Regions from separate parts of the Homo sapiens genome. Here region 2 is linked to region 1. The links are chromatin contacts, found by Hi-C in ENCODE. All regions are on one chromosome and are shown on one strand. The core of a region is the stretch at or near the end of the contact, and the rest is flanking DNA. Distances in the headings are between cores, read along the strand shown. Region 1 holds the start of TMEM18 (transmembrane protein 18). Region 2 overlaps LINC01250 (long intergenic non-protein coding RNA 1250).

What was found. Hi-C counts contacts between places; a loop is a spot of excess contacts on that map. Pooled maps may share reads with other maps.
Region 2: a loop to region 1 is called in a map with no recorded cell type, with 9 times the contacts of the local background. The contact joins the enhancer-like site here to the promoter of TMEM18 in region 1. A Hi-C loop is called at or near these places in 2 of 37 single-sample maps with no recorded cell type and 3 of 50 pooled maps.

The regions. Positions count from the first base shown.
Region 1 is chr2:675,981-678,655 of GRCh38, forward strand. It overlaps TMEM18 (transmembrane protein 18), which reads right to left and starts at 1,426. Exons shown (of 5, transcript NM_152834.4): 1 at 1,309-1,426. The coding sequence starts at 1,365. It overlaps TMEM18-DT (TMEM18 divergent transcript), which reads left to right and starts at 1,392. Exons shown (of 3, transcript NR_183417.1): 1 at 1,392-1,493. RefSeq lists enhancers at 701-1,466, 1,369-1,468, 1,499-1,568 and a silencer at 959-1,208.
Region 2 is chr2:2,900,128-2,902,802 of GRCh38, forward strand. All of the region lies in intron 5 of LINC01250 (long intergenic non-protein coding RNA 1250), which reads right to left. Among named protein-coding and RNA genes, the nearest start is that of LINC01250, 220 kb to the right of the region's middle. Within about 2 kb of position 1,309, at least 5 of the 41 ENCODE cell types and tissues checked have a DNase peak (open chromatin) inside an H3K27ac peak, as active enhancers do.

The DNA of each region.
Region 1 (2,675 bases), core at 176-2,675:
ACGATGATAATTGGTTATGATAATTGGTGACGACAAGGAAATTAAGACGATTGCTCAAAGAGATGCACTTGGCTCAGCCCCAAAGGTAAAACATGAATCATCATTTCAGACTCCTTAGTCAGCACTGAAGACCTCAGGGAATCTTGAGCCATCGCCACGTGCAAGACTTGATTTTCTCCAACCTCTCTGCAATACACTGAACTCTCCAGACAGTGCCGCACTCCGCCGCCTCCTGGACTCCCCGGGACCCTGCTGTACCTGGGGACAGTGTCTGGCTCAGGGACCTGAAGTAGCCAGGCTCAGATCCACTGCTGCTCAGTCCCCACCTGATGCTCAGATGCCAATCCCAGCAGTCCTCAACCCTCCCCATCCCCTCCTTGAGCGCCCTCCTGCAGAAGACAAGCCCTGCCCTCCAAGCTGCAGCCCCGCCCTGCCCTCCAAGCTGCAGCCCCGCCCTGCCCTCCAAGCTGCAGCCCGGCACAGCCCTCCAGAACTCCTGTGTCACTACTCTCTGCTGGGGACCGCAGCGGCTTCTCCAGAGCCGCGCCATGACATAAGGACACAAGCGCATCTACTCCCATCAATGCACCCACCAGAAGACCAGAGGCACGGAGGTGAGGGGAGCACGGCTTTCTGCCCAGACCCCATCGAGTGCCCATGTCACCCCTTGGCGGCCACGTGGGGCGTGGGCTCCCCTGGGATCTGTCAGACGAACCCGGCACGGCGCACGCCCCGCCCACACTGGGCAGCGTTCCTCCGTGCCACCCCACACGATCAGGCTCCACCACGCACGCCCCGCCGCACTGCCAGAATCCGCCCACATGGCCCAAGCCCCGCCCGCAAGACGCTGGACTGGCCGGCGTGCACCTCCCACACGAACAAAGCCCTACCCCTCGCGCTCCGCCCACACAACTCAGCCACGCCCGCACGGTGCAGGACGCCAGCCCAGCCCAAGCCCGGGCCACAGAGCGCCGGAGCCAGCTCACTGCGCACGCTCCTCCACAAGGCCCCGCCCGGCCCCGCCCCTCCCCGCCCAACGGCCCAGGACCCCGCCTAGCGCTCGCGCCCCGACGCCCGGCCCCGGCCCCCTCCCACAGGGCCCAGGACCCCGCCCACAGCGCGCGCCCCCGACGCCGGCCCCGAGCCACTCCCACAGGTCTCAGGACCCTGCCCAGCGCGCGCGCTCCGCCACAAGGCCCCGCCCACGGCCGGGGCCTTCTTGGCCACAGGCCGGGTGCTCTGTGGGGCCTACCCTACGCCTCTCCGCCGTCCTCCCCCGAACTGGTGGTTACGCGGGCCGCGAGTTACCGTGAGCACGGCTGGGATGCTGACGGGGAAAGAGCTGACAGAGAAGGCGGACGGCATGGTGTTGGGAAGCCCGCTCTCACAGCAACCGCCGAACCCGGCCTGGCCAGAATCCACAGAGGAGGGCGCCAAATCCTCTCTCGTGAGATCTGCCCTTCTCACGAAACTTGCGCTTGCTTCCTCTCGCGGTAATTTCATGGCATTGCTAGGTCCAGATATCGCGATATTTCCTGGTGGTCGCTGTAATACGGAAAACTTACTACGCTGCTGTGGGACTTGTGCTCGCTCCGCCAGGAGGCCGAGGGCGTCTTTAGTTCGTTAACAGAGGAGCAGGCGGAGGCGGGTGGAATTTAGGAGGTTTGTTTCAAAGGCTCAGGGCGCTGTACCGCCACGCCAGCCCTGTCCCACCTGGGACTCCCTAGAAGGGTCAGAGCATCAATGAGGACGGTGTCCGCCCCGAGACCCTGCAGGAGCCGGGGACATTGCCCACTCCTCGGACCCTGCAGGACTTGGGAAGGTGTCTGCTCTCGCGACCCTAAGGGCAGTGCACTCTTAGTCTGGGTCAGCTTAGGGTTATCTGTCTTCACTTTGGAGATTTACCAGATGTTCTTACGCTTCACTTCGTTGTTCAACGACAGATACAAAAATATAAAGTTAATTTTCTTCCAGCGAATTTTTTCCCTTTATTTTAACATCTATACCCCAACTTTGACATTTTCAAATTAAACATTCTGTTATTTTAACATCATGAATTATTAAGTGTATATACTTTAATTGCATATGTTAGCTCTTGAACTAGTTTAATGTTTCTAAAAATAGTTCTAGTGGTGGACTTTTTTTTTTTTTTAATAGCTTTAACCCCTCCCAGATCTTTCTTAAAATCTTTCCACAGTGTGGTCATTTCTGCTTATGCTACTTAACATGCATTCTCTCATTTCAGTGTAGAAGGTCATGGTTTCTTCTTATGGGAAAACATTTCTTTCATTGATATTTTTCTCTATTCTTCCTGTATTCAACTCCAGGAACATCCCGTTAGGTAGATAGTGCATCTTCCTCTCTTTTGTGTTTCTCAACCTTCCTCTCAAAACATCACGACTGTTGTTGCTGAGTTTGGGAAATCTCGGGCTTGGCTTTCCTGGTTTTTTTTTTTTTTTTTTAAGACGATGTCTCGCTCTGTCGCCCAGGCTGGAGCACAATGGTGGGACCTCGGCTCACTGCAACCTCCGCCTCCTGGGTTCAAGCTATTCTCCTGCCTCAGCCTCCCGAGTAGCTGGGATTACAGGTGTTCGCCACCTCACCTGGCTAATTTTTTTTGTATTTTTAGTAGAGACGGGGTTTCACCATGTTGGCCAGGCTAGTTTTGAACTCCT
Region 2 (2,675 bases), core at 59-2,558, 2.2 Mb after region 1:
CCACAATTGAGCAGCTTTCCTTCCTGATAACAGACCACTGGCCAGGGGGCCAGGGAGTGGTTCTGGCCAGTCTAGAAGGATGAAGAATAAGGGTCTTCATGTCTTCTGCTGCACCTTTTGAAAGCAGAAAACTCTACCCTCAAATCAAGCTATCAGCACCATTTTTCTTTAACATGGGTCGAGGAGGCATGAAGCTCAATTGCACGTGCCTGCATTTTTCATTTCATAAATATTCACGACTCCTCCTATAGCTTATTGAATATTTATATTCAGCAACCTCACTCACAAAAAATCCCTGTTCCCTTTGCCCCTGCCTCCTAGTGTCTGTTTCCAGCTTCTGTCTGGAGGCTACACTTCCCAGCCAGTCAGAATGGCTGGTCTGCAGGCTGCAGCCCTTTAGGAGAAATGAAGCTCTCCTTTCCAAATTTATAAACCTCAGTGTTCTTCAGTGACAGGGTAATCTGGTACCTCAATGTGAAGGCACACTATTTCATCACAGAAAAAAAATACAGTAGAAAAATAGAGACTAGTCTTTATGTTGAATGTATAAAACTGTTTATATGTAGACAAGTAAGAAAGGTAGGTTACAAACAGTAGGTATGGGATGAATCACTTCAGTCATAAACAAACAAATGCACACAAACACATATGCCCATAGAATAATAACCATGAATTTATTTCCTCAAACACCTATCTCTATGGAAGGAGTGTTTTAGTTTTATTGTGGGGCTCCTTGTTTCTTCTCATTTTCTACAGTTCATATTAGTAATTTGCAGTCCTACTGACAAATATTATTAAATACAAATAGATCAACCCAAGTGAATTTGATAACTAGTAATGAATCGAGTCAGGCTTTATTGTTCATTCTTTCCTGCCTCACTTTACATGAGCCCCTTAGGAAATGCCAATGAGAGAATACACAAGTGGCATAGAATATGCATGCTGAAATGACTCCTTTTGTGAATAAGTTAATCCCAGAGAAGGCAAGTGACTTGACCAGGCTCACTCAGTGTTAGAACAGAACCTGGGCAGAGTCTCCACTTCCTGATTTAACTCAATACTTGGAAAAGGCCCTGCCACAGAGGACAGGTGTTTTCTTCTTCATAATTACAAAGTAGGAGAGAAGAACTTGGAAACACTAGTCTTACCAAACTGATAACCTTTCTGATATCACTGATGGTCCACTCGCCCATCAGTGATATGTAAAATAATGGGAGGACTGTTCTTCAATTTTCTTTAACACTGATATGAATTCTAAACACAGAGATACAGTAGAATCTCGAGGCAGCATCTTTTGTCGTTTCTGATAAGCACGAGTGCTTTGAGTGTTGTCAAAATGTGGAACTGCAACTCACAGAGGAGGAGGCTGCCAAAGCAATGAGTTTCAGCTTTGCTGTGAAGTCTGACTTGGTTGAGGAGGGCAATTTGCCCTCCAGGATGGGGTGCAGTGTTTAAAATACTTGTCACATGAAGGCAGTGTCTCAGCCCTCCCAGAAGCCGCGATGCACCCCCAGCTACAGCAGGACTGCCTTCACTGCTTCCTACACATTTCCCATTTGCTGGGTTTTGAAAGTCATTATGAAAAGAGAAGCCTTGAAAGAGAAAAGGAAAGCAAATTTCATGGTACAGTCTTTGTGAGCAGCTCTCAGCAGGAAGCATCTCCATGGTGACCAAGGTCTGCTCCTGGACGTGGAAGAGGCAGTCACCACCCCCTAGGTTAGAGGAGACACAAGTTGCCAAATATTAACAGGAAAGACAAAGACTTTACAAAACTTTTTGTGGGTGTTCTCATTCACTCTAACGTCTCATCCAAGGTCTGCTCATGCCTCACAGAAAAGAATGTGACTTAACCTAGACAACACCAGTTCTTCAGGTAAGACATCACAAGCCATCCTCAGGTGGCCAGCGAGGTTCTCAGAAGATCAAGGCCATGGAAGTTTCTCTCCAAGAGCTGTCAGTGGTGGGGAGATCAAAGGCCTCCATTCATTCAATATTTATTCAGCAAATATACAGAATCAAGAATCAAGCTGAGAGCTGAGTTCAGTAAGCCAGGGAGTCATCCAAACAGGTCGCAAAAATCAAAGGGGAGGTGAGAAGCAGGTATCAGAACTCAGCGCCAACTGCCAAGGGAGGGAAGGAGGACCTGGGAGGTTCTGCCGCCCAGGCTGGAATCCCAGGCTCTCCCCACGGCTGTGGTGCAAGCCTGGAAGTGACGAGAGGAAGGCTGGACCAGAGGCACCTCCTGATGGGGCACTCCTCCCCACGTGCTTTTTCAAGAGTAAGGGGGACAGAACTGCAGCTCTAGCCTAGGAGAAGCAGTGCCAAGGGTGATTTCGAGGGAATCAAAGCCTCACTCCCACTCCAGGAAAGGCACAGACCTGCTCAAAAAACATCCGAATGCATGTCTGCACAGAGGGTCTGCACAGAGGCAGAGAAGCATGAGAGGAGGAAGATATGATGGCCTTCACCCAAGGAGCATGGCAGAAGGTACTTCTGGTCCACTAGAAGTCATCCACACTGGCTGGATGCCACTATCCTCTTCTTTTTCTTCAAGCCTCTAACAGGCATATTGCCTGGTCCTGCACTGACCCCTCTCTGTATGAGAGCTCTTAGCTTCAGCTCTGTCGATGGCCTCCCTGGTTCACAGGAATTCCTTCCTGGCTTCCTGTCCCCCT